Regions from separate parts of the Homo sapiens genome. Here regions 1 and 2 are each linked to region 3. The links are chromatin loops, found by intact Hi-C in ENCODE. Cell type or tissue: CD4-positive, alpha-beta T cell. All regions are shown on one strand.

Region 1 (2,500 bases), 380 kb before region 3:
AATCTCAATCCTAGCACCCGACATCTCTGCCCTTAAATCACACACCTGGAATTAGATGCTGGGGACCACACAGAACCCTAGCTGCCCACTTCAGTGATAACCATAAAACTGGCCAAACCCAAGGGATGCTGGGAGGCCCTGAAATGAAGAAATAGAGGTCCATTCTGGTTGGAATATGGATACACACATGCTGCCACTTATTGGTGAGCTGTTAGATACTCAGCACGTGATTACGCAGTTGTGGCAGTGGACAGAATGCTGGGGTCCCCCAGCTGGTCGCCTGGTAGTCCAGAAACCATGGCTGTAAACTCATCTCCAGCTGTCAGAAAAGAGTAGGTAAGATGGCCTATGCTTTTACAGAGACAGCCTACTATGGACCAGAATTCCCTACTTTTGAATTCAGTTTAAAGGTTATTGAAGCAATCAAAAGCACCTAATATATAAAATTTATTGAGAATGCAAGACAGAATCTTTAGTCAAAATGCCATTTGGCTTATATTTTTAAACATTTCCACCTGGCTGAAACAACTGCAAATGTAAAATTAACCTTCATAGACACTGTTTGCCTTCACATGCTTACTATAAATGTTTTTAAAGGCACATAGTTGAGTTTTATGTTCTTTCCATTTATTTTCATGTTAGACTTGCGGATTTTTATGTTAAAAGTTATTTTTCAGAAGTGGAACCCTGCACCTATAGAAAATAATGCTACAGCCATAGAAAATAGAAGCTTCTCTTATAACAATTCAACTTAAAGGCATTATTCAGGAACAAAGTCGTTTCCAATAATCTATCACTAGTCGTGGAACTTTGATGGGACGGCCACCTATCAGCAATCCTGTATTTTATTTCTGGGTAGAGCAAGTGTCCTAAGAGAATCCTGGAAAGAGAGGAAGTTCCCAACTAGCAGGCAGCCGGATGCCTCTGCTCCCAATCTGTTGGCTCTGCCTTAGTTTTCAGGGTCTCCAGCCTTAGGGGTGAGGAAGAGTTTCGGACCCCCACTCACATGACTCCATAAAAACTATGCAAGGGGAAAATGTTCCCCAGTTGACTAGGTGTGCATGTCTGATTAAGGAACACTGACTAGGTGTAATGGAGTAAGAGCACCCACCATGATTCTCCCCTGAACATAGTCATAAAACCTGGACAGAATGCATGTGGCAGCTATTCAAGGAGTCTGATGAGTAAACATGAGCAGGCAGATAGGAGAAGAAAACAAGAATTCAAAGAATACCAAACTGGCTGTAAGTTTACCAAGCTTTTATCCTCTAACCCTCTTGACCCCTTGCCCTAGAGGCAGATGCAGCCACAAAAGTGTGCAGCAGAGCAAGAACTCCAAAGCCACAGCTGATTGGAGAACCATCAAAGAGTCCCTCAGAATAGGAAAAGAGTGAGGATGTCACAGAGAAGGAAAATCTCAGGAAAGCAACTCTAACAAGCGGTTTATGAAGTCCTGGGCTCACTCCTGAGCTGCTCATACGTGGATAGGATTCTAATCAGTATATAAAAGCTGTGAATAAAAGATAAAAGACAGATTACCATTAGGTTCCAGACTGGCCACTGGGTGGCACACACACCAGAATGATTAGAAGAGCACGGCAAATGCTTTCAAACCTGAGCTGACATTGGTAACAGCCCACAGGCAACATGCTGGAGCTTGTGGCCTGAACTTAACCTGCTAAAACAAAAATATCAACACCTTTCACAGAATGTAAGTGAAACCAAGAGTCATAATATTCAAAATTCCCAAGATAAAATCCAAAATTGCTCAGAATAAGAACAAGCAAAATCTAAACTCACATGGGAAAAGATAATCAGCAAACATCAACCCAAAGATGACGTGGATGTAATTTTCTGGCAAAGGCTTTAAAGTAACTATTATAAAAATGTTCCAACAAGCAATTGTGAACACTCCTAAAAGAAATGGAAAAATAAAAAGTCCCAGCAAAGAAATACAAGAAACTTTTAAAAAACCAAATAGGAATGTTATGCTGAAGTATACAATAACTAAAATTTAACAACAAAAAAAATTTCACTGGATGGGCTCAATGAAGAACGATGATGACAGAGGAAAGAATCAATAAACTTGAAGACACATCAATAGTAATGATTCAGTCAGAACAAGAGAAATATATTTTTAAAAATGAACAGAGCATCAGGGACCTATGAAACAAAAACAAAAGATCTAATATTTGTGTTATCAGAGCAACCAGTCTTGCCAACATGGTGAAACCCTGCCTCTACTAAAAATATAAAAATTAGCCAGGCATGATGGTGGGTGCATGTAATCCCAGCTACTCAGAAGGCTGAGGCAGGAGAATCGCTTGAACCCAGGAGGTAGAGGTTGCAGTGAGCTGAGATCATGCTATTGCACTTCAGCATGGGCGACAAAAGCGAAACTCCATCTCAAAAAAAAAAAAAAGAAAGAAAGAAAGAAAAGAAAAGGAAAAAACTGAGAAATAATGGCTTAAAACTTATCAAATTTGTTGAAAGACAAAAA
Region 2 (2,500 bases), 1.5 Mb before region 3:
ACTTAGATGACTAGTCATGGCAAGCGTTACTTCCCAGGGGGACAGATTCTGGTGCAATGTTACTCCTTTGGAAGAAGATGAAAGATAACCATGAAGTTTAAGACCTACAGCCTTAAAGGTACAAGAAGCATGCTACAGAGCCAGACTGAAAGAAAGAAATGCATAAATGAATATATCAAATTGATCTTTGTTCAATCATAAATTGAACAAAGAATTCTTAGAAATTGGAAGTGGAAGCTTAGCCCCAAAGTGGGAAGTTTTACCTGCTTGGAAAATTGAATTTGTTACCCTTTGGGATAGTGAAGTTCCTGGATAGCTTAAAGGAGTGTCTAAAATGTGGGTCCCTGTAAATGATGACTGTGAGCAGTAGAGCTCTAGCAGTGGGGACACGTTGCCATGGAAACCCTGAAGCTGGAAGCTCCTCAGGGCCTCAGAAAGGCTGTCAATTAGATCCATACTCTTGGGGAGTTTAATGAAAACAGACACTTGTCATTTTTTTAGCAGCCATCTAACATTATATACATTTAAAATATTTCCATGGAAAGAAAAGCCTGCCGTTAAGTTTAGCTGTTTATTTTAAGAGAATTCCCTTGTGTGGCTTTGACAGGGCAGATTTTTTTTTTCCTTCTTTCTTCACATTAAAGGAGAAAAGTGAGGCCCTCCAGTGTTTAGCAGAAACACAATTAGGAGAGTCACTGATGGTGGTTCATTCAGGCTGTTCAAGAGGCGCTTCAGTCCTCCTGCCCTTATTTACATCACAGTGGGGATGGGTGGTCCTACTGGCCCCTTCATGTTGTTGCCTCTCAAACTAGATCCCTCAGACTTCTTTGGAATTGTGCACCTACGCTGACTGGCTGGTAGGCACTTTTCTTTTAATGGGGCAGCTTAGGAAAGAAATCTTCATTAGATATCACTGTCTTCAAATGTCACGTGCTGAAGAATAAGGAATCATATTAGACTGACTTGCCATCTGAGGCCGGCTGCTGGGATCTGACTCTCCCCAAGAACACAAATCAATAGTCAACACAGAAACCACACTCCAAAGAGAAGCTGGTTCCAAGAGTGGCTATTACTATTTGCTTTCAATTGAATGTATGTATGTAGATATGTATGTGTTTATGTATTTGTTTATTTTTACCTAAATATGCCATTTTTGAGTTGTATTTTGCAGAAGAAACATATATATCTTGTATCATGGATATGACTGACTGTGAGATGGGAACGCTTTTTCAAACTAGACTGGGAACAGAGGCCCTGGTGGTCATGAACAATGTCAGGCGCATACAAAGAGCTGAAAGCCCATTCCAATCAAGTCTGTCTTTGCCCAACCCATTAGGCAGTCAAATGACAATTGAAAATCCAGTTCCCCACATTGAGAATCAAAGACTGGTGTCTCCTTGACTTCTGAGCCCAGGGCATCCTACTCTTTTTACTTTCCTTTTAAATGTCAAATCATAAGTAGGTCAACAGAAACCAGAGTGTTGTTACTTCTCCAGTTAAGTTTGGCTCATAAGAATGTAGCAAACTTTACTACATTTGGTTTTTAGCAATATTTGAAAATTGCATTTTATCGTTTGGATCTGCTAATTATCACATCTCTACTTGTGGCAAAGAAACTAACAATATTGATATGGAAAAGCACAGATATTGCTCGGCCTCACTGATTGAATCGGTGGGCGGTGGGGGGCGGTGGGCAGTAATCATACAGATTCCCAAAGTATGTATATTTTGTGGCCCTGGATAAAGATTATTCTAAGAAACCCCTTCTTGGTATAGTTACAGTAATTGTGGTAATTAGCACAGTAAAAAGAAGAAACATCAAGCCCTCATCAGATATCTGTCCCCACACAGCTCTTTCCTCTATTATCACACACTGCAAATGGTGGTTGGCAGAATGATTATACACATCATATGTATTAAAGTGGGAAGTGTTGAACAATGGTCAGAATGTAAGACTTAACATGGGGCCCAGCCACTAATTAACTGTCTGATCTTGGGAAAGTCATTTGTACAGCCTGGCTTTCAGTTTTACCACCTATAATATAAGAAAGCTGAACTAATTGATCACAAGTTTTCTTTTTGATTTTCCAGGTGCAAAGCCTCCCATTTTGCCTTGAGGACCATAGCAAATACCTCCTTTCTGGATGGACAAGGGAGACCCTTGTCAGCAAGAATTGTGCTACAGTCTCCCAGCCTAACCACAAGGACACACAAGGACTAGAACATTCGCTCTGCTTCTACACAGCATTGGCAAGAGTTTGAACACCTCTTTCTCAAACCAACAGCAAGAGTTGCCCAGGAAGTGCATTCACTAACATACTCCCCTAAATATTCTTGTGTGAAAAGAAGAGATATGTTGCCATGAATGGGTCTTTCAGTTGGTATTTGTAGGACTGCAAAGTTGCAAAGCTGGCAACATGGTAATAGCTTAGAGTGTTAAATTTTGTGATTTACTACTTGATATGGTAGCACAAAATTAGAACTACAAGAAGAATAAAGG
Region 3 (2,500 bases):
TGGCTGATTACAGTTCTATTCCATGGAGCTATCATACATTATTTAATCATTCATTTGCTATTGAATATTCTCCCCAATTTTTACCATTATAAACAGTGCTTCGGTAAAAAATACTTACACATGCATTTTCAGCTTTTATGCAATTATTTCCTTAGTAGAATAAATACCTAGCAGTGGAATTGCTGGGTCAAAGGTTATGCGTCATTTAAGTCTCTAATACATAGTTCCAAAATTGCCCTCCAAAGCTGTTTTTAAAACCAGTCTACGTTTCCATGGGCAATTCATGAAAGTGTCTGCTTCTCTGCACCTTCAGCAACACTAAGCGTTATTCTTTGTTTCATTCTTGATAAATGAAAAATTGCATCTCTAAGTTGTTTTAGGGTGCATTTCCTACCCACTGGGAACACTGACTGTTCTTTTGCCAGTGTGTGGCTCTTTGTGGGGTCACCTGAGGGTAGCGGCCTGCATCTACCATCATCTGTTGAAGGTCTGTGACCATAGAAGGGAGGGTCTCCTTGGCCTATGGGCCAGTGATCAAGCCTCTCCAGGAAATGTTGGGGAGAGTAGCCAAAGGCTAGACTTCTGGAGTCCACGAGATTTCCAGACTGGAATCATCTGGAATCATGGAGCTGACCTTCCTTCACAGGAGGCCGGGCCATCCCCGTGATCCCCTGCTAAGGGTCATGGTGGGCAGGACAGACACAAGTCCTAATGTGGACCCAGAGCCTGGTGGTTGGGGGTGAGGGGAGACCTTGGGTAGGCCCAGGCGAGGACTGGACGTTTTTGGGGACTGGCAGGGAAGGGAAGCTAATGCCAGGCCCTGAGACCTGGAAGGCTGTTACGGACTCTGAGATGCCCGAGGGAGTTGAATAAGGAGGAAGGAGGGGCCATCCAGGAAGCAGGCTGAGCACAAGCAAAGGCCCAGAGCAGGTTCAAGCATGGGGTGGGCTCAAGCCCAGATCAGGACCACACGGCCCGCGCATCCTCTCCGCCACACTCCCTCCCCAGAGGCCGCGCGCGCCCGCATGCCCCGCTCAGGCCCAGCTCGTCCGCAACCTAATGAAAGCCGAGGTGGGGGTTGTCCAAACATCTCCCGACCCTCACTCTGTGCCTGACCTGGGCCGCGCCCTGAGCCACCGCGCAATTGCCCACATTTCACAGATGGGGGGATTGTGCACGGACCAAGAATGGTCAAGGGCCTCCAGGCCCCACGAGGGGCCGAGAAATAGCCACGCGCGCCGGGGGTTTGAGGGCTGGAGAACCTCATGGAAGAGGCGGTGGGGCGCCCTGCCCCAAGAGACCCCGGGCTGAACAGAGACAGCGGTCTCCGGCCCCCGTGCCCGCCCTACTGGGCTGACGGCTACACGGGCTGGTCTGCCGATTCCGCAGGTGACAGCGCGAGGGACGCAGCGAGGGCGCAGGCCGCCGCGAGGCGCGGTTTCCAAGCCCAGTCGCCGGCGCCGCCCAGGAGCAGCCGCAGTGCAATGCTGCCCCCTGCCGGCAACCGCGGGAACGGGCCCCAGGCGCTGCCGCGCGAGCCGCCCCAGGAGGGAGGACCTGTCCCAAGGATAACCGCACCTCTACGTGGTCCGGAAGGCCTGCACGCTGATGGGCGGTGGGAAGCCCAACAGGGCCTGGTCTCAGTGAAAATAACAGCAATAGCCCACATTTACATAGCGTTTACTACGAGACAGGCACTATTTTAATGCTTTGCATACATTAACTCATGTAATCCTCACCCAATCCTTCACAAGGGAGGCGCTCTTATTATTCCCATTTTACAGAGCAGTAAATGGAGGCACAAGAGAGTTATGTAACATGCCCAGCTGGTATGTGGCAAAATAGGATTTGAACCCAGGCATTCTGGCTCCCCAGCCCACGTCTTTGAACTATCTGCCAGTCAGAAAAGCCAGTGGGGGATCCACTTTACACAGCCCAGCACCCCTGTGTAAATTCCTGCGGATTTCTAGAGCCCAACCCCCATGGTCAGCCCCTGCTGCAAATAACAGGCAGGCGTCCTATAGCGTGGATCATTAACCATTCTCCGTCTGGACCACACACGGAGGGACTGGGACCCTGGATTTCCCAGGGGTCTGTTGGAGACTGCCTGAGCCTTCCCTGAGAGCCTTAAAAGGCCAGGATCCAAAGAGGTGACCCCAGTGTCCTCCTCCTCAGGCCATCCAAGATCCGAAGCAGGAAGAGGGCCTGGGTGAGCTCAGCTTTTGTGAAGAGCTCACTGTGTGCAGCATCTGTCCTGGCAGCCCCCAGTTCTTGCCGCTTCCCCCTCACCCTGATTCCTGCCAAAGTTTCAGGCTCAGCTCTGTCAAAACAGTAAGTCAAATTGTGACAGTCCTACTTAAAGCTCTTTACTACAACTCAACAACAAAACCAACCTGATTAAAAAATCAGGCAAAGGACATGAATAGACGTATCTCCAAAAATGAGATATAAATGACCAATAAGCACATGAAAAGATGCTCAACATCACTAGCCATTAGGG

What was found. Hi-C counts contacts between places; a loop is a spot of excess contacts. Peaks named below come from ENCODE experiments on the same cell type or tissue, not always from the same donor. Only the 100,000 strongest peaks of a DNase experiment are listed, where the experiment ranks them.
Region 1: a loop joins it to region 3, with 7 times the contacts of the local background. A loop is called at or near these places in 48 of 110 quality-filtered maps.
Region 2: it touches region 3 in a loop (10-fold over the local background); 7 of 110 quality-filtered maps call a loop at or near these places.

What each region holds. Positions count from the first base shown.
Region 1 is chr10:85,994,422-85,996,921 of GRCh38, forward strand. All of the region lies in intron 4 of GRID1 (glutamate ionotropic receptor delta type subunit 1), which reads right to left. Among named protein-coding and RNA genes, the nearest start is that of MIR346, 270 kb to the right of the region's middle. In CD4-positive, alpha-beta T cell, no CTCF peak of the experiment used is centred here; a DNase peak (open chromatin) is centred at 1,560; H3K27me3 peaks cover 970 bases.
Region 2 is chr10:84,846,440-84,848,939 of GRCh38, forward strand. It overlaps LOC105378400 (a long non-coding RNA gene), which reads left to right and starts at 796. Exons shown (of 4, transcript XR_946150.2): 1 at 796-1,092; 2 at 2,092-2,500. In CD4-positive, alpha-beta T cell, no CTCF peak of the experiment used is centred here; no DNase peak of the experiment used is centred here.
Region 3 is chr10:86,375,917-86,378,416 of GRCh38, forward strand. No RefSeq gene overlaps it. Among named protein-coding and RNA genes, the nearest start is that of GRID1, 10 kb to the left of the region's middle. RefSeq lists an enhancer at 1,158-1,700 and silencers at 1,178-1,376, 1,336-1,630, 1,480-1,529, 1,540-1,599. In CD4-positive, alpha-beta T cell, CTCF peaks have their summits at 1,461 (motif pointing left) and 1,662; a DNase peak (open chromatin) is centred at 1,465; H3K4me3 peaks cover 341 bases; H3K27me3 peaks cover 1,060 bases.